Linked DNA regions of Mus musculus: all the other regions are linked to region 3. The links are chromatin loops, found by intact Hi-C in ENCODE. Cell type or tissue: left cerebral cortex. All regions are shown on one strand.

Region 1 (5,000 bases), 150 kb before region 3:
TGCCAGAGGAAGACAGAGGTTCCTACCTGAGCCTCCAGAGAACATCAAAACCGAGCGAGCGTTCAAAGCTGAGAACAAAGAAAGACTGGCTTCTGAAACATAAATAGGGTGTTGGAGGAGGGAGAGCCATCCCTCTCCAGGACCCAAGGCAGCTGTGAATATAGGGCCAGGCTCTAAGTGTGAGATGGAGACTAGAACCATGAGAACAAGAGTCTAACAGTCAAAGGTCCTACCTAAGCTTCCAGACCTCTTGGCGATGCCCCATGGCTGTGTTTGTGTGACTTCCTCCCAGTTCTTGTCATCTGGTGGCCACACCAGAGGGAGGTCACCTGGGACTTACTGGCGTGTGTACAAGCTAAGCACCCCACCCCAAAGATCACAACCCAATTTCAGATCAATCTCTTAGCAGATCTCCTGGGCGAGAGGGATGAAGCGCTGCCATCGAGCGAGTGGTTGTCATATTGAGTCGAGTTTGATCACACTGGTAAAGGGATTTGTATTTCAGCACCAGAAAACGGACACCTCCAGAATTAGCAAGCAAGAGGGTGACTGGAGGGAAGGCAACCAACGCAGTCTGTCGAGTTACAACCAGAAAGGAGCTGGGATGAATCCTCTCTGCCTTGAGGACACGACAGGAGGTAAACAGGGCAGACACTGGAACCACTGAGCCCAACAGAGTCCTGGAGGCTCCTTGGGGGTCACATTTGTATAGGCATGAGGAAGGGCAGACATGTGTGTCCCCTCCTGCCCACCACCTTCTTTTGAACTCAGAGGATTGACTGCCTCCTAGCCATATTCACACAGACTTGAGCCTATCCCCACTCCATCTTAGTCTAGAAGATGACCCCACAGCAGATGAATTCATGCCCTCATGACTATCTTCCCAGGGCTCTGTGTGCTTAAAGTGAAGAGCCCTGCCTCCTGCTGGAGATGTAATAATTACCCTGTGTGAAGCTTGACACAGTCATAAAGGATTCCCATCAGCCCGTGTCCCTTTCCTATATCCAAGAAAATATCTTTATCCTAGACACACTGTAGGTATGCCAAAATTACTACCAAGACCCCAAATGGAGGCTGCACACCCCAATCAGGCTCACAGTACCAGTGCCCAGGAAAGAATAACATAGGTCAGCATGTGAGCGTATATCAAGCCAGGCCTGAGAAGATGCAGCTGGTCGGACTCACCCCAGGAACTGGGTGGTCAGACTGGACATGAGTATGTTAGGTGCAGGTTCCTGGACTTCCCCTCAAAAGAAGTGTATGGAGGGGCAGGAACTGCCAAGGTGTTCTGGTCCTAGAGAGGTGACTCATAGGTGCTCAGCCAAGCTCTCATGGTTCTAGCATGTTCCATTTCCCGGGTGTTTGCTGACACAGCTGTGTCTGACATAGCGAGTCTCCATCCCTTGCGAGTGGATCAATTGATGTTTTTATCCCATAATCCTTTCATGTGCTCTTCCTATGCTGTTTGTTGTGTAGCACGAAGATGGAAATCTATTTACTAATCTGCTCAATTTTCACTCAATGCTGAAATCACCCTGGAGGAGCCAGTGTGACTGGGGATGGTGTGAGTCCCCCCGAGTTGCACGGCAAGGTCCCAACTGAGGCTGGTGTAAAGGAACTTTAGCACAATGGGCTCTGAAGTGGAGGAGGGACAATTTCTCCAAAGACGGCGTGGCTCACATTTTCCCTATCTCACTGCTTCCATTGTGGGGCTTGTGCATGAACAATGAGGGTAATTGCCCAAGTCTCCGTCTAGGTAAGGAGGGGGCATCCTGCTGGGTCCCCCTTAGGGACCAGCTTCTTATCTTGGCAGGGCCACCATCAGTAGACAATGATAAATCCATGAGCAGCTGAACTTGTCTGCACCCACTAGCTGTGTGGGTGTCAGAGCCCGTCAGAACACACTGCCTGCCACCGGTATGTGTGAGACACTGGGTTCACACATTGACAGCTGGAGACAACCCACCAGGAGGCTGCAATGGGTCTCTACTCAGGGGGTTCAGGGCCTCCATGCCAGCCTATATGGCCCCCATGCCCATTCTGACTGTGTCCAGACAGTGACTTGACATTTGCTCGTCTTATACCAGGAGCATACATGAGCTGGACCGAAAAGAATGATCCCCTTTCTTGTAGCCTCCTCCTCCTCCCTAAATTGGCTATTGACTTCTGCTCTCGACATCCACCTCCCATGTACTTGCTTCCTGCTCGTTTTGGGACACTGGCTCTCTGGCTCCACAGCTGTCCATAAGAAGCCGTCCCCATTCCAGTCTCTTGGGAAACCCAATGGCTGTGGCTGCTTTCTCTATTTCTCAGTGGAAACCAGGCAGCTTTTCTTCAAAGAAATGATGCCTGGGGTGGCTCCTGGGTGTCCCCACATAGCACCAGCTGTTCCTGGCATGAAAACAATAAAATCCACCATGTTGGATCACACTGCCATCCACACTGATATCTGGGAGTGTTTCCTGGAGGACACTCCCACCTATGCTGCTGTTTACTGGTGAAGGGTCCTGGGCTTTTGTCCACTGAGACATCAGGATGTCACTGTGTGTTAGAGTTGGCAGAGATAAGGAGGTGCCGAACTCCACCCCTCCGAGCTTTTCTTTCTCTGTGCTTCCCAGACTTCTGTTGGCCTGAGAGAATTGGGAGGAGCTGCCTGGCACCAAAGTGCCATTGCAGTTGGCGCCGAGACCCAATCCACAGGTGTGTGTGTAGAGCCATCCATATATAGCACTTTCAGCTTTCCCGTGTATAAACACCCTTGATTCCAATCGCAGATCACATCCACATGAGATAAAACGGGCTTGCTAAATTGGGTTCCCCGCACCATCCTGATGTGTGCCCTGGCATATAAAATCAATTGCTTAAAGGCAAATCAATGAGCCAAATGAAGTCTGCAGTCGAATTAGGCTCATGGCCCATACTTCTTTTTTTTTTTTTCCAGATTTCAATTCAACTAACATTTATTGAGCAACTATATAGGCCAGGCAATGAGCTCTGTGCTTTCCCTACAGGCTAGTTTGTGAACAGTCAGAAAGCTCCTTGAGGCTATTATGACCAGGGTAAAGAAGAAGAAGTAAAGGGGTGGCTTCAAGGTCACTTGGCTGTCGGCAGCAGAGCTATGGTTGGAGCAGAGACTTCCCACTGGTGTGTTAGCTCTACCAGACAAGTTTAAGAGATGAAGCCCAGGCTGCCCATCAGGGCCCGCAGCTTCTGCTGGCATAACAGCTGAAGAGTGAAAACCGAACAAAGCAAGCCAAGCTGGCAAGCCATACTCCCTAGAGAACAAAGAGGTCAAGATAGCAGAGCAGGGCACTAAAACCAAGCTCTGATTGGTAGCAACTTCCTTGGTTAAGGGTTCTCACAAGAGCATAAAGGGTCTCCCCAGAACTGCTGGGGCTGAAACTGTGAACCTCTGAGAAATCCAGGTTACTCGATAGAAGCTATATGAGAGCAGCGGATGTATCGGCATCGGCCATGACCCTGCTGCAGCTTCAGAACAGTGGGTTATACATTATAGGTGCTTAATAAACATATGTAATAAATAAGTGTATGCTCCAAGCTGCTTACCTTTCTTCTCCCTGTGGTGCACAGGTACACTCTACAGCTGTTTGAAATGTCCCCAGGGCCAGCAAGACTGGCCCAATGTTTCTCAGAATGTGTGTGTGTGTGTGTGTGTGTGTGTGTGTGTGTGTGTGTGTGCTGAGCGTGTGCACCTGTGCATGTGCGTGTGCGTGGCACAACCACTTGTGCGTATGTTCACAGGAGCTCGTGTGCATCTAGGGGTGAGAGGCCAACCTCCTAGAAGGTTCTCTCTTCAGCGCTCAAGTTTTACCAGTTCGGCTAGGCTGGCTAACCTGTGAGCCCTGAGTATCCTCCTGTCCTGGCTCGGCTGTGTTGGATTCCAAGTGCATACTGCTGTAGTTGGCTTTCTATCTATGCGGTAGGGATCTTGTGAGGACTCCCATGCTCTCCTGGCAAGCACTTTCCCTACTAAGTCATCCCCACATCCCCCTGTGGGATGTTTCCAGTGGCAGTGAGAACAGCCACTCGCCTACAGCAGCCCTGTCTTCTCCCTAGCCGCCACTCCTCATGTGCAACTGCAGAAGCCCAGAGCCCCTTTGCCTTCCCAACCAGTTCAAAAACAGGATGACTTGCAAGTTTTCTGCAAGCAAAGGCATCTCCTTAAATATTGATATCATTTCATGAAAGAAATAACATTTCAACGGCAAGAAGCGGTGGGGGGGGGGGTGCTGTCAGAAGCAAGAGCACCCTTCCCTAAGAAGAAACAGCAGAAAAAAATTAACATATTCTCAAAAAAAAGAGGCTGGGCTTTAGATTTTTTTAAATGCAGAAAAAAATTACAGTGTAGAATCTTACATGGTAATACTTTTCTTGATGCAAATGTGTCACCTTGAGGATCTGCATTAGAAGCAAGTGACAATGATAAGGCATGACTGGGGTGGGGTGACATAGCTGGGGAAAAAGCCACTCTCTATGCAAGCCTTGTGGTCTGAGGTCAGTCCCTGGAACCCATGTTGGAAAGAGAGAGTAGAATCCCAAAAGTGTAACTTGTCTTCTGACTTCTACATACATGGACCTATTTCCCTTCCCCTCCCCCTCCCCCTCTCCCTCCCCCTCCCCCCTCTCCCCACCCCCTCTCTCCCTCTCCCTCTCCCCCTCCCCCTCTCCCTCCCCCTCCCCCTCTCCCTCCCCCTCCCCCTTCCCTCCCTCTCTCCCTATTCCCCCTCTCCCCCCTCCCTCTCCCCCTTCCCCCCCTCTCTTTCTCTCTCTGGCAAAAAAGTTTATAACCAATTAAAAACATTTTATGAGCACTTTCTGATACATTCAACAATCCCCCAACATATTCTCTGATGCTCCAGCCCTGGGAGATGAAATGTAAGCCCCCAAATGCAGAAGGCTCCTGCCTTCTCCCTGATGAAGGAATATGGCCTAAGGGTTGTAGGCAGAGGCTCTTCCAGTTCACACCCCGAGTGATGCAC
Region 2 (5,000 bases), 270 kb before region 3:
TACACTTGAAACCACATTTGGCTATGGAATGTCACAGGCCTTTAATTGGGATATAATCATTTTATACATTGTAAGCTTTGGCTTGTTCCTTTCTTCTGAGGGTTTTCATGTTTGGCATTATAAGAGGTATTGTCTTATCACTTCTTGAAAAAAAACTTAGACCATTCTTGTCTGATTTTTAGGTCAGGATAATACTGATCTCGTAAATAAAATCGGGACATGTATATTCCCTGTGTTACCTTCTTGCCTGTGAGTTTCCTGTTGTTGCTATAACAAATTACCACAAACTCAGTGGCTGAAAATACAACCAAAATGGCTCACTTTACAGTTCTAGAGCTGCTGAGCTAAAATAAAGATGTCATCTGGAATGCGTTCCTTCTGGATCTTGGGGGGAGAATCTGTTCTCGCACTCCCCCTTTCAGTTTCTAGAAACCACCTGCACTTCTTGGCTCCTTCCCACATTTTCAGCATCTCCAAGTCTTTCTCTCACTAGCATCTTGTATTTAGTTCCTCCTTTTAGTGACAAAGAGAGAACAATGGGACTCATCCACTTGGGCAAGAGAAGGAAGGGAGACAGGAAGAGCAAACGCTACCAGCATCAGACACCTGTGCCGAGATAACAAAAGGTCTGAGGAGTCCCAGAAGGAGACAAAAAAGTAGTGTTGAAAGAATATTGGCAGAAACATTGGCAGAACATTCGGAAATGTGGCTAAATACGGAAACCAACAGATTGAACAAGCTTCACAAACCCCAACCAGAATAAATCTTGCAATTACCCTAGATCTTCCTGGATAATCCGAGATAAAGTCCCTGTGATAGCTAATCTCAACTTGATACATTGGGAGGAAGGAGCCGTGAGTGAAGGATTATGCTCTCAGATTGGCCCCTGGACACATCTGTGGGGGCATTTCCTTTATTGTTAATCGACATGGGTGAGTTCAGCACACTGAGCCGGGTGGATGGGCTTGGGCTACATAGGAAAGACAGCCAGCCAGTGAAGAGCGTTGCTTTATGTTTTCTGCTTCAAGCTGCTGCCCTAACTTCCTGCGTTGGCCTCTCTCAATGATGGATTGTAACTATTCAGATGAAATAAACGCTTTCTCCTTGCTTTTGGTCATGGTGTTTGCCACAATAATAGAAACCAAACCAAGATAGTCCCCCAACCCAACATCCGTAACAATAGTATTTTACCACGTTTCAGGGACATTGTTCTACTTTTTGAAAGAGAGTGTAGCAAATTTGTGATAATTCTTCTTTAAATGTCACTCAGGTTCTCTGGTGAAGCCATCTGGACCTGGATATTTTTCAGGAATTTTTATGGTTATACCTTCAATTTCTTTAATGGTTTCCACACTCTCAAGATTGTCTATCTCATCTTGATTGAGTTTTGGTAGCTTGCAATTTTGGAAGCATTCATTTCTCTAAGTTGTCAAATTCATGAGTATAAAAACTCTTTATCCATAATACAATAAATGTAAAACATTCCTCTATTATCTTTTAAAAGCTAGATGGTTCTTAAAAGCGGCTTTAGATCCACAGCAGAATTGAGCAGAAGGTATACAGATTTCCCCCACCCTGCGCCTCCACCCCCCATCCCCATCCCTATCCCCTCGCTCTTACAGCCTCAGCACCATAACCTCTCCTACCAGCCCTGCACATTTGTTAAAACTGATGAGTATACACAGACACACAATTATCACCCGAGTTCTATAGTTTATATTGACTGCACTTTTGTTATACATTCTATAAGTCTGGGCAGTTTTATGACATGAATTTGCCACTACAGTCTGACACAGAGTAATTCCAAAATCCTCTGAGCTTTGCCCATTCATCCCTCTTCTCCTCTTCTTTCTCTTCTCTTCTCTCTTCTCTTCTCTTCTCTCTTCTCTTCTCTTCTCTTCTCCCCTCCCTCCCCTTCCCCTCCCCTCCTCTTCTTCTTCCTCTTCCTCTCCTCTCCTCTCCTCTCCTCTCCCCCCTCCTCTCCCCTTCCCTCCCCCCCTCTCTCTCAAAAATATTTATTGACCCTTTGTGAAATTTCCCTCATGGCCCCTAACCCCACTTATTGCCCTCTCCCTCCATAGTCATCCTCTGCCCTTGCAACTTCCCAGCTAAAGAAAACAAAAAATAAAATTAAAAATAATAACTAAAAAAAGAAAGAAAACACCCTGCAGTGTATCACACAAGTGTATCACACAGTGTATATCACACAGTGTATCACACAGTATATACACCCTTTTGCCCAAACAGCTTTACTCCCAAACTGTTCAGTTGAGTGACTCATTTGCCTGGTTTCAGCTGCACCATCAGTACTGGACTCTTCTTGGGTTACCCTGAGTCACGGAGACCCTACAACTTTGCTTCTGCAGGACCAGCCCCCTAACGCCCTCTAACCTTATAAAGAGGGTAGATATTGGGGTGAGCCATCTCAAAGCCCTGGATCTAGGCCTGAGTAGTAGCTGAGTCAGTCAGCCCACCAGCTCTACCTGCCCATGCCGCTAGGGTCCGCTCTCCTGCTTTGTCTGTGTACGGGATGGGTCCAGCTCTCCTGGTTGCTGCAGCAGCCAGCAAGCATCAGGGCCATCTTTCCCAAGCAGACAAGGCCAGCTCTCTCTTGTCCACACCTCTGCAGGTGCCACTGTGCAATGGCCAGTGAGGGGCAAAGCCAGCTCAGTGAACTCCTTGGACATCAACACAGCCCCAGGAGACAGCCCAAACCAGGGACATCTGCATAGCGTTTGGTGACAACAGGCTAACTGCATCGACACAGACCCCTGCTATGGCAGGGCCATGGACTGAGACATGGCCCTCAGAGGCAGCATGAGCCCAGACGTCATGGCCTCAGGTGGCAGTGCAGGCTCCTCATATCAGGTGTTCTGTTTCTCTTCATAGTGGACACTTCACTACTCCACTTCGCTTTCGCTCTCATCCCATCACAAACTCTTAGAGAACATCAAGCTTATTTCTGAGACTCAATTCTATTATGTTGTATAGGCTAGCCTCAATCACATTGTGTAGCTCAGGCTGGCTTCGGACTCCTGATCCTCCTGCCTCTTTCCATGCGCTGGGATTTTTGCACCCAGCCCTCGGATTTGCTGCTGTACACGTACTTTTGGGGTTTTTTTTTTGTTTGTTTATTTGTTTGTTTGCTTGTTTTTGTTTCCCAGAATCTGATCCAATGGAAACTGATAGAGTAGGAGGTTGCCTTTTTGACTGAATAATTTACACTTAGGTTTCCTCCTTGTCTCTTTATGGCTTCATAGTTCATATCTTTGCAGCCTCGAATAGCATTATTGATGAGGCTAGAGAGACAGCTGAGTGGTTAAGACACTGGGTGCTCTTTCAGAGGACCTGTGATCAATTCCCAGCACTCACACGGTGGCTCACAACCATCTAATCCCAAGGGATCCAGTGCCCTTCTCTGAATTCCTAGGGCACAAGGCATGCACATTATGCACACACACACACACACACACACACACACACACTCTACACATAAAATAAAAATAAATCTTTAAAAATATAGATTACATTGTAGAGATAGGCCCCATACAACTTATCCTACTGTCTCCTAAATTACAATTTAGCTGCTTCCAGTTTTTGATGGTTCTATGTATGAGTGCTTGTATGAACACAGATTTCTAACCCCTTGGAATAAACGCCATGGAATGGGCTTGTTGGCTCACACCACAAGCCATCTTCCAAAACAGCCATATCACACTGCAAACCCAACAGCAGTGCACGAGGGGTTTGGTGTCCCAGGCCTTTGCCAGCATTGACTGTTGTCGGTGTTCGACTTTTGGCCACTCTGATCTGTGCATTGTGGACCCGTGCTGCCTGCATTTCTCTGGTGACATATGACGAGGACCATCTTTTCATGTGCTTATTCCCCCATCTGTGGAATCTCTTCTTCGGCAAGGTGTCTGCCCACGCCTTTGACCTATTGTCGGTTCGGGTTGTTTATTTACATATTGCCCAGCTTTACAAGTTCTCTGTGTGTTTTGAAGAATAGCTTTTTTAATCAGATATGTCTTTTGCAAATATTTTCCAACAGCCTGTGCCTTGTCTCTTTATTCTCTTGACAGAATTTTTCACAGAGCAGAAACTTTTAATTTTAATAAGGTCTATCTTATCAGCTACTTCTGTCATGGGTGGTGCTTTGGTGCTGTGGCTAAAAGTCATTGTCAAATACTAAACTGTCTGGATTCCCTCTTATCTATGGTTTTGATGTTTGACAGTTTATATTTAGGTCTATGATCCACCCTGAGTTATTTTTTATTATGTGTGTGTAACCACTTATACATATATGTGTATATGTGTGTGGTTGTATATGTGTATATATGTCTGTACTGTGTATGTGTGTATGATTGTGTATATGTAGGCATATGTATATGTTTGTGTGTATATGTGTATATATGTGTATGTTATGTATGTATGTATGATTGTGTATGTATGTGTGTTTATATAGGTGTGTGTGTGTGTGCGTGCACGAGGGAATGCATGCACAACACATGCACCATGACCCAAGTGTGGATAATTGCAGTCATTCTCTCCTTACATCATGTAGGTACCAGGGATCCAGGTCAGGTCATCAGGCTGGGCAGCAGGTGAGTACGTGGTGACATGTGTGCATTTGTGTGTATGTTGTGTATGTGTATGTGATTGTGTATATGTGTGTATATGTGTATGTATGTGCATCTCCCTGTCCTTTGAGTTAATTTTTATGAAAGGCATGAAATCTGTCTCTACATTCATTTTTGGCATATGGAAATCCAGATTTTCCAACATCATTTGTTGGGTAAACCATCTTTCTTGCAGGATATTGCTTTTATTGTTGGCCTTGAATGTTTCAGCACCCCCTCTTGGTTTGTTAGGGTGGATTTTCTAGCTGTTTGTCTGAGTACTATGGTATACACACTCGGCCCAGTCTGCTGCTCTCCACATTTGATCACTCGGGCTAAACCATGGGTCCTTTGCCTTCTGCAGAGGTCCTGGGAGCTTCC
Region 3 (5,000 bases):
TCCACCTTCGCCTACAGTGGGAGAGGTTGCACATGCTGCTTTAGGAGAGAGGAAGAAGGGATTTATTTCTTTTGGTGAGCATCTCCTGACTCCAGCATCACCATGACAACATCTGGAAGGTATCCCTGGCTGGAAGCCAAGACTCAGAAGACTGTTTGTTCCTGCCGTGGCACCGACTGACTGTCTCAGGTAAGTAGGTTCCAGGAAACTTTCCCCCAGCTGAGCAGGAGGACACGGGCAAATGCTTCATGAGCAAATCACACACACACCACATACACACATGTACATACAAATATACACATATATACACATATTGCATGCACATATACGCTCTCACACACATATACATACCACATATACACATACATACATATACACACACACATATATATACACATAAGCAAGCATAGATACATACAATACATGCATATATACATACACATATATACACATATTGCATGCACATATACGCTCTCACACAATATACATACCATATATACACATACACATATATACACACATATATATATACACATAAGCATAGATACACACAATACATGCATATATACATATATATGCACACACACACATATACACATATCACATACACATTTATATCATATATATACATATATATATATATACACATATATCCACACATACACACAAATGAGCATGCATACACTCAAACATACACACAAACACACATATGCACACACACACACACATACACTCCAAGAGCTTGGCCTTAAAACACAGGTTAGAGACTGACTCCTGGCAGTCAACTCCTTTTGAAATGTGCCTTGTTAGCGGCTGGTTCCATTGCTCACCATATCCTACCCCAAAGAACACCTACTTCTTCCTTCTCTGCAGATCCTGGCAACCTCAAGGATGGCTCTCCCCATGACCAGTTGATCCAAATAGATCACAGTCACACAGAAACGCTACAAGTTTTCATTCCCAGCACAAGGCCAGACACTGACAACATACTCACTATTTTTTAAAAAGGAAGGCACCCTGGTCTCCCTAGAAAACAGACTTTATGGCCAAAATGAATACCAGAGCCTGTTCATGCTGGTATCCAAGGTAAGAGAGGAGATGCAAGGATGGACAGGTTAATGCAATCCAGCCCACTGCCTCGGAGACATGGCGGTATTGTTAGATTGCTGCACTGTGGGGAAAGACACTCACAAAGCTCCTCTCAAGTCTGCGCTTAAGACTTATGCTTTCGATGGTTTGGCCAGGGCAACAGTCCCATCACAGAGGCCTGAGGACCTCATGATTGGCAGTCTGGAGTAGGAGGAGATTCCAAACCAGCAGCCGTAGGAGGAAAGACGGAGCTGATTGACAGGTAGTGAGCTCCCCCTTGCCCATCACTGTGGTTCAAGCGAACGCTAGGAACCACAGAGGCACGTGTGAATAGAGGAGTCAAGCAAACACTAGGAACCATGGAGGCATGTGTGAGCAGAGGAGTCAAGAACCTTTTTCCTGCCCTGCACCCATGACTCTGCTGCCTTTCGTCCTGTCTGCACAGGCTGGTCTCTTCACACCACAGCTCTTGTGCCCTAACTACTTTAAGGATCTATTTCTTTGGCAGAAAATAGTGGCGTATCGAACCACGGCCAAGCCGGCCTTCTTCTCTTTCTCTGTCTGTGGCACCTCCCCAGCAGCCCACACCAGCAGCCTTGCTCTACTGCCTATAAATACAGAGAGTTCTGCCCAAGGAAGAGGACTTTCATCTTTATAGGAAAGCTTGCAGGGCCTGGAAGATGACTCCATGGTTAAAAGCATGCACTGTCCTTTCAGAGAACCCAAGTTGGCTCCCAGTACCCATGTCGGACGGCTCATAGCTGCCTGTAACTCCAGCTCCAGGGCACTGGGTGCCTACGCCTCCCACAGGCACCTGTATTCACATGCATACACATGTGCACATAATTTTAAAAAAGAAAAGAAGGGGAAAAGGAAGCAAGCAAGCAAGCCTTTTAGCACCAAAAAGTAAAGATGGTATGAGTAGGGGTGGGGACCTAGTTCTCTCCATCCACCTTCCCCAGAATGGTGTTCCCTGAGGGGCTCTACAGCGGGATTGCCTTTGCCTGTCCCTGGAAAGAATGAGCCGCTGGGAGAAGGCATCTCTGCTCCCACATTGGGTCCAACTCAAGCCTGGTGCTAGAGAGAAGAGCTTTCCCGGCAGGGTGGGGAAAAAGCATAACCAGCTGCCCAGCCTCCAGTAGCAACTCAACGGAAGTAGGAGTCACTAGCTGCCTCCTACCACAGAATGGACTTAGATCCCAAGCGCCTGGCCACCTTGTAGAGAACAGCTGTGGTCCTGATTTAGAAGGCTGAGGCAGAACAATCTTAAGCTCAAAGTCAGTTTGGACTACATAGTGAAACCCCATCAAAAAGACAGGAAGGAGGTAGGAAGGGCAGGAGGGAAAGAGGGATGGAGGGACGGAGGGATGGAGGGTCCCAAAAGTGTGTGACTTCTCACACAATTACACTATTCTCCCTCATGTTTCTTAGTAAGAATTAGGGATAAATTCTTGTCTAGTAAGACTGGGTGGGTAAGCTCAAATAGGTGTGTGTGTGTGTGTGTGTGTGTGTGTGTGTGTGTGTGTGTGTGTGTGGTGTATGTGTGTGTGTGTGTGTGTGTGTGTGTGTGTGTGTGTGTTCATGCATGTGTGCATGTGGGAGCCAAAGGTCAACTTCAGGTATTGTTTCTCAGATGTGACTCTTTAGTTCAATTTCTCACCAGCCTTCTTAAACTTAGTCTGGGCTGGCTAGCCATCGAGTCCCTGGGATCTGACTGTCTCTACCTCCCCAGATCTGGGGTTACAAGCACGCAGTGACACTTCCTGGTTTTGAACTCCGATACTCATGCTTGCATGATAAGTGCCTTACCAAGTGCTATTTCAATAAAATGCTTAAAATGAAAGTGTGGTACGTACTTGTAAGGAAACGGAAAGCAAGATGTCTCGCTTGAAGGTCAGTTTTACTCAGCAGGGAGAGAATCAAGGGGCAGAGTGCTAACTCAGAGACAAAGGCCACAGAATTAACTCAAATCCAGACTCAGACTCCCTGATTCCTGCATGAGCAAAGTGGAATCGTGCACCAAGCCTTCCTTATCTCCGACCTGCTGCCAGGGTGCACTGGGGTAGCTCTTGGGCAGCCACATTTGAAGAATGCGACTCCATCTCACAAGCACATGTAAACCAATCCATGTGAACCAGGGAACAAGGCTTGGAGTTGAGAATGAGTCTCGCTAACAGCAGCTCTTTGGGGGTCAAGCAACAACAGCAGCCATGACATCCCCAGGGCAAAGCGTTAGGAATTCAGATCTTGGTAGAGGTTGGGTCCTGAGCAGCCCCATCTCCAGCTTTATCCCCTCTGATTCCCACACTGTCTAAAGCCAGAGAAGTTTCGCCCTACTGGTGAATGCATCTCCGAGCTGTCACCGCTAAGTTTCTCCCTCCGAGGCTATTCAACGACTTCTTTAAATTCTAGGAGACACCCGAATATATTTTCAATAAATCAAATATATTTTCTCCTTAAGATACTTCAAATTGGTTTCTACAACTTGCCACCCGAAGAATCCTAACTACAGCCAGGAGATCCTGAGATAACACAAGTAGACGGCTCTATTCCCAAGTCAACACCGCTTCCCAAAGCTGGCCCACAAAGAAAGCTTTGCCACCAGCCCAGCCCCTGCTCCTCCGGGGAGAACTGTCTTATACCCTCTCTTGCCCGCTTTCACACAGACATGCCTTGAAACTTGTCTTTCATGAACTTATTTTCTCAACTGACTTAAGATTTCGAAGCAACAATTATGCATATTTATAGGATACAGAGGGGTTTTTTTTTTTCCTTTAAAAACAGCCTCTTGTATATCCTAAGCTGGCCTAAACCCACGTATAGTCAAGGAGGCCTTGAATTTGTAATCCTCTGGTTTCCACAGTTGGAGTGCTGGGATTACAGGCATGTGCCACCATGTGGTAATTCACACAGTGCTGTGGATTAAACCCAAGGCTTTGAACGTGCCGGGCACAACACTCTACAACTGCCCAGCCCCCAATGGGATGCATTGATATGCATGTATAAAAGAATCAAACTGGGCTAGTTGATATGTCCACTTCATCACAAACATTATTTTTTTTGTGTGTGATGGATTTTGAAACATGAAAAATCTCATCATTGCATCCTTGCCAATTCTGTATGAGAAGCCTCAGGACTAATCCCCTGCTCGTGGGAACTCAAGTCCCCTGTGACCAGCATTTCCTGATCCTTCATCTTTACCATCTCAGCTTGGAATCTGCCAGGTCATTGCAGCACCTTGATTTTTCTCCTCTTTAGTCTGTGCATCTATTTCCTCCCAGTCTTCTCTGTTCCCCAGGATGGAAGCAGCTCCCATTTGCTCCCAAGAAAGCGTGTATCCTCCTTTATACAGAGGAAGCTGGAAGCTTCCAACAGTAGCATTCAGGCTCATAGACTTGTAAGATCCACCACCTTCAGACTCCAACCTGGTCTGCCTCCTGTTTCCAGGTCCCCTGAGCACCGCCGGAGTTAACCCAATTCCTCGGCAACCTTCCTCCTCAAACTCCGATTTCCTGATCCTGAGTGAGGGGGAAGAGCTGAGCAGAGGGTTTCTCCCACCCTGAAATCTGGAGACTGTGCTCAGCAAGCAACAGATTTTAGCCCTTATCTGTTTCTCTGCCTGCATATCTCTCTGTGTCTCTCTCTCTCTGTCTCTGTCTGTCTGTCTGTCTCTCTCTCTCTGTCTCTGTCTCTGTCTCTGTCTGTCTGTCTGTCTGTCTCTCTGTCTCTGTCTGTCTGTCTGTCTGTCTGTCTGTCTCTCTCTCTCTCTCTCTCTCTCACACACACACACACACACACACACACACACACCTTTTCTGTCAGATATTTGTGTATGTGTATCTGCATATATCTGTGTCTGTATGCTTATGCATGTGAAATTGTTCACAACAATTTCAGGTCCCAAGAGCCAT
Region 4 (5,000 bases), 53 kb before region 3:
TATTATGGGTGCAAAAAAACAAAACACAAAACAAAACAAAAACAAACAAACAAAGGCAGAGGCACAATGAGAATGCTGGAGACTACACTGGAGGACTCATCCTGACCCCTCAGGTGAGAGCCGTGCAAACTTGGGGAAAGTCCAGCGCAGTGAGATGAGTCAAGACGTGAAGGCAGTCTTTGAGTGTGCGCCTCTGACCTGTTACGGCTTTGAATGGCAAAGTGGAACCAGAGATCGGACTGCATGGAGACCAGGAGAGGACGAGGGCTGAAGGCAGGGTAAGAACAAGGCTTTGGAGCTCTACGCATAGACCGAACTTTGCTGCTGGGAGGGGCCAGGGGCTGATGGGCGTGGTCTCAGCACAACGTTGAGAAGTCATCATGGCAGAGGGGGCTCCCAACTTGACTCTGTGGCTGACATGCTGGTTTGCGTCCAGAATCTCCCTTCTCCCAGAAATCAAATGCCCACTCCCTTAAGGCCTATATTTTATTTGAGTGGGGTCCGGGTCCAGAAGAGGGCATGAGCTCACACTACGCCCACAGTCAGGGCCCTTTCCTGGGATTTCTTAAGCAGCATCTGGGGATAGCCTATGTGATGGCTCATTTTCATTGTCAACTGGGCTGGATTTAGACTCATCATGGAATCCCACCCCTGGGTCTGTCTGTGGGAACGTCTCCAGAAGGTTTAACAAAAGCAAGGAAGACCTGCCCTGAATATGGGCATCGTCATCCCATGGGCTGGACCTCCTGACTGACTGGAGCACTGAGAATTAGTGTTTATCTTTCCCTCCTTCCTGACTGCAGATACAAGGTGACCACCACCTCAAGCTTCGGCTTTGGGCTTTCTCCCTCTCAAATTGAGAGCCAAAACAAGCCACTCCCTTTTAACTGCCCAAATGATTAAAATAGCATTTCCCTCTTAATTGGTAAAACCTGAGGTTTATGAGTCCAGGAGCAGCTATGGAGAAAGCCCCTTGCATCCAAGATGGAAGACATTCAAGGAGACACAGAGAATATCTTAACCATGTTTGAGTGGCTGGACCCTCCTCTGACCTGAGATTTGGTCACTCCAATCAATAGAGCTCCTTATAGCCTAAATGAAATTGAATTGGGTTTCTGTCACCAACAACCAAAAGATTCTGATCTCAGAATCTCAGGCTAAAGGGTAGAAATGCCAGGAGCATGCCCAAGATGGCCTGCTGCGAAGACAGTCATGTCTGGAGACAGAAGAGCCTCCGAGAGCTCAATTCTCCTGAGTCTGATGTCCACGGTCTAGTGACCAGAGCTGGCGGCAGCTGGCACATGCTCCTGCTGTAATGACAGAACTGCCCTGGCTGCCTGAGGAGGCGGCTGTTTATTTACTTCATAAGCAGGAATGGATGCCTGAAGCACACCGTGGTGGCGTGCAAGCTCCCTCACTCTTCTACTTCCCGTTGTATTTCACCCTGGCAAGAGGGATTCTTCTTGGCTAGGAAATTGATTTTAAATCACTCTTCACTGCCAAAAAAAAAAAAAAAAAGAGCCTGCCCAACCTTCCCTTCCCTGGGGTCTTTGCCTTCTTTCCCCGTTAAAGTCTGTCTCCCACTCCCACATCCCATCCTTGTGCAGGTATATGTGTACTCACACACGTGTACTCACACACGTGTACACACACACACACACTCACACACACCAGCTCTTCTTCACACTGAGGATTTTATCTTTCCAAGTCCAACTTACCAATGTACTTTTTATAACTAACTCTGTCTGTGGCTCTGAAAACAGATGAGAGAGATCAGGCCCGGAGTGTGGAAAAAGCTGGGGAGATGCGGGCTTTCAACCTTGGCATCTGCCTAAAGGGAACAAGCTGGCGTCAGGTACCACACGGCCAATCAGTAGCTTCTCAAAGAACAGGCTGATCAAGGATGTTGGGGTTTCAGAGAAGCCCGTGAGTGACATAAACCAACAGCAGAGACCCAGGTGCCAAGTCAGGAGGAGATGGCAGAGACAGGTGGGTATAGAAGCAGATAGTCATCCAAGCACTGGCTCTGTCCCTTGCCTGGTCTTTCATGCTCCCTTGGCCACTGTGTGCTACCCAACTCAGTTTCTGTTTGCAAAAGAGATACCTCATGAACTGGAGCATAATTTGAAATTTCTGGAACTCGGCTTCTTTACTTCCACCCCAGCTTAGTTGTTATATAAGCTTGGCTGATGAGACTGTGCAAGCTTTTATCCTATTATTTTTTGGTGTGTGTGTGTGTGCACGCGCACACACGCACGCGTGCTCATGCTTGTGCATGTGCATCTGTACCTTCAGAGTCCAGTTGAGGGTATCAGATCCCCTGGAGCTAGAGTTACAGGTGATTGTGAACTTCCTATCATGGGTAGGGGCGAGAAACTGAACTTCGGTCCTCTGCAAGAAAAGAAAGCTCCTTTTTACCGCCGAGCCATACCTCCGGCCCCACAAAGCTTTTTTGATAGGCAGATAGTAAGTGATTTAGAATCCATAGACCATAAGAATTCTGCTACAACTAGTTGCCTCTCCCAAAACAGATAGAGAGCAGCCACGGAAGACATGCAAATGACTGGAGGTGGCTTTACTTTTAAAATTTCTATTCACCAAAGTAGGTGACCACGCTCAGGGTGTGCACGGGCAACTTGCAAGCCCTCCCAGATCAAATGAAGCTCTGATAGTTCTGACGAGAGCCCTAGGTGTTCAACCCTCCCTCTCTAAACTGCAGCATGGCAGTACAATCTGCTATTCATAGAATATGCATGGTATGACCTTGGGGTCACACACATGAACCGAAAGCAATCTTGATTTTCTCCCACGCAATCCCTGGGATCATGGGAAAGTGCTGCCCTGCGTCACATCTCAGCAGCATCTAAAGAATGGAGATGCTAAATGTAAGCTAGAGGAAGGGCCCAGTAAGTCTATTCAATGCTGAAATCATGTCTGGTGAGTCCTGTGCACCCACTCGTAGCAAGTCTGGTGAGCTTGCCTCACGGAGCCTGCCATGGAGCTTCTGAGTGATAGAAGACAAAGGCCTCCTATTCTAGGTTTTGGAGAGGAGGTTGTAGCTGGGGCTCTGGTGGTAAATAGGAGCTCGTGTGAGCACCCTACTGAAGGCAAGAAGAATCAAGTCTTATTTAGAGACTTACTCCTATAGGTTGGGACTCCCAGCAGAGTATCCAGGGGAGACAAAGCTGGAGAGAGAAGCTGGGTGGGGCAGGCTGCACAAGGGCTGTGCTCTGAGCAGTAGGACTTGGGTTTTATCTGTGCAGCAGCAGAGCCTGAGAAGGCTTGAACGAGCAGATGTGTGCCTAGGGCTGCCCATCTCCTGGTGGCTCATGAAAGGGAAGATCAGGGAGTGTGAAATGGAGGCAGGGGACCACTAGGATGCCCTTGTATCAATTATGGCTGCCCTAGGATGAAGGCCCTGAGAACAGAGAACAGACACAACCAGGAGATGGTCAAGGGATGAGACTGTTGATAGAGGCAATGGGACAGAGAAGCACTGTAGGTAGGGGTAGATTCCCTGGTATCAGCCTACCATATGCCTTGGTAGTACCAAGCAATAGCTTTATCGTAGGCTGAGTCAGAACTCAAAACCCAGCATGTAATCCAAAACTGCAGCATGAAAGAGTCTTTAGAGGCCATCTCTTCCATCCTTCTATCTCTGAATCCGTCTGTAACCAACTCCCAAGGACTGACCATAGGTGCAGCAAAGGACAGACATTCCAGGAGTGCACATGTGGGTTTCATTGTCTCTGAGCAAGCTGTGCCAACAAGAGGTGGAGGTCCCCAAACCCTGGGGCAACTGGCTTTTAGCTAGGCAGAGAAGCAGACTCCTGCGTTCTGGGTCTTTTTTCAAATTAGCCAGCAGGGTCAGCTACCTTGCTGCAGGGAGAGGAGGGTTTGGCAGGCAGCCAGCTCAATTCCATGACCACCAAAACTCCACTACCCCAGTCAAGACGGATGGAATTTATCTGCAGTCCAGGGATAGTGGAAGAAGAGCACCTTGCTTGCCCTCCTTGCTGCTTGGGACTATCCATCACCTTGGTTATTTCTAATGCAGTGTGGGAATGCTCTGCATTCCTATGGCCCTCGGGAAATCCAAGCAAACTGAGGAAGGCACAGAAGTGATTAAGGAAGGGAAGTCCTATTTCCACCCCTCCCCCTACAGAATTCCACTGGACTTCAGACTTCATCTGAGTTATCAGCCAGAACAGAATAGCAACCCCATACCCCCCCCCAGGAGTCTGCACACTCCGAATGGAGTGTGTTCATCATGATGTTCATGGCACAAGGCCTCTGGCTGAGGTCGGCAGAGTCAACACAACAGTGGTTCAGTGAGACCCAGAGGTGAAGTTCCTAGAAAGACAGGAGTAGAAATGAGGAGATGCGTATAACTCAACCCAGGGTGGATGTGGGCATCTTAGAAGCCCAGAGACACTGTGTGTCTTTCGCCATGCAGAGGTGTGTTGCAGAATGGCATTTGGATGCTGTTTGTACCTGGTTTAAATTTCAACTCCTTTGCTTTCAGAATTGGTAAGCTTGGGATGATAATGTCAACCTCATAGAGTGGGTATGAGAATTTCCATTTTTGAAAAGTCTGTATTTTATTCTTAGGTTTGAAATACAAAGCTTGTGTTCCCTGTATTTTTGCTGCTAACATAGTTCCAACCCCAACCACAAGGCACCCAATTGTCTCCTGTTTTCTTTCCACACGGTCCCCAACCTGCAGTTCCAGCCACATCTTGGATGTTCCAATCTTGAGGCTTGGGAGCAACTAGCTTTCCTTAGAACCTTGGTTCCTTTTGAAGAGAGGTGGCATTTAGAGAGCAGAGCCCAGATTGCCAGGGATCCATTGTAGAGAGGTGCCATCACTTCTGGCCCCCATTGTCATCAAACCACACTGGGAAGTGTGTGTGTTCATAGAGCTCTGTGTTACACAGCCACAGTGCTGAGAGTGACTGGGAATGTCCGCACACACTTTGTGTGCTGAGGGCCTGCTCCCC

The links. Peaks named below come from ENCODE experiments on the same cell type or tissue, not always from the same donor. Only the 100,000 strongest peaks of a DNase experiment are listed, where the experiment ranks them.
Region 1: a loop joins it to region 3, with 2.7 times the contacts of the local background. A loop is called at or near these places in 2 of 42 quality-filtered maps.
Region 2: a loop joins it to region 3, with 2.4 times the contacts of the local background. A loop is called at or near these places in 4 of 42 quality-filtered maps.
Region 4: a loop joins it to region 3, with 2.4 times the contacts of the local background. A loop is called at or near these places in 3 of 42 quality-filtered maps.

Annotation. Positions count from the first base shown.
Region 1 is chr4:127,687,074-127,692,073 of GRCm38, reverse strand. No RefSeq gene overlaps it. Among named protein-coding and RNA genes, the nearest start is that of Gm40255, 71 kb to the right of the region's middle. In left cerebral cortex, no CTCF peak of the experiment used is centred here; DNase peaks (open chromatin) are centred at 527, 1,895, 2,730 and 4,023; H3K27ac peaks cover 394 bases.
Region 2 is chr4:127,806,744-127,811,743 of GRCm38, reverse strand. No RefSeq gene overlaps it. Among named protein-coding and RNA genes, the nearest start is that of Gm40256, 100 kb to the left of the region's middle. In left cerebral cortex, a CTCF peak has its summit at 2,496; DNase peaks (open chromatin) are centred at 433 and 686.
Region 3 is chr4:127,537,975-127,542,974 of GRCm38, reverse strand. No RefSeq gene overlaps it. Among named protein-coding and RNA genes, the nearest start is that of 1700080G11Rik, 66 kb to the right of the region's middle. In left cerebral cortex, no CTCF peak of the experiment used is centred here; DNase peaks (open chromatin) are centred at 1,851, 2,196 and 4,521; H3K27ac peaks cover 420 bases.
Region 4 is chr4:127,590,579-127,595,578 of GRCm38, reverse strand. No RefSeq gene overlaps it. Among named protein-coding and RNA genes, the nearest start is that of Gm40255, 26 kb to the left of the region's middle. In left cerebral cortex, no CTCF peak of the experiment used is centred here; DNase peaks (open chromatin) are centred at 1,363 and 1,920; H3K27ac peaks cover 556 bases.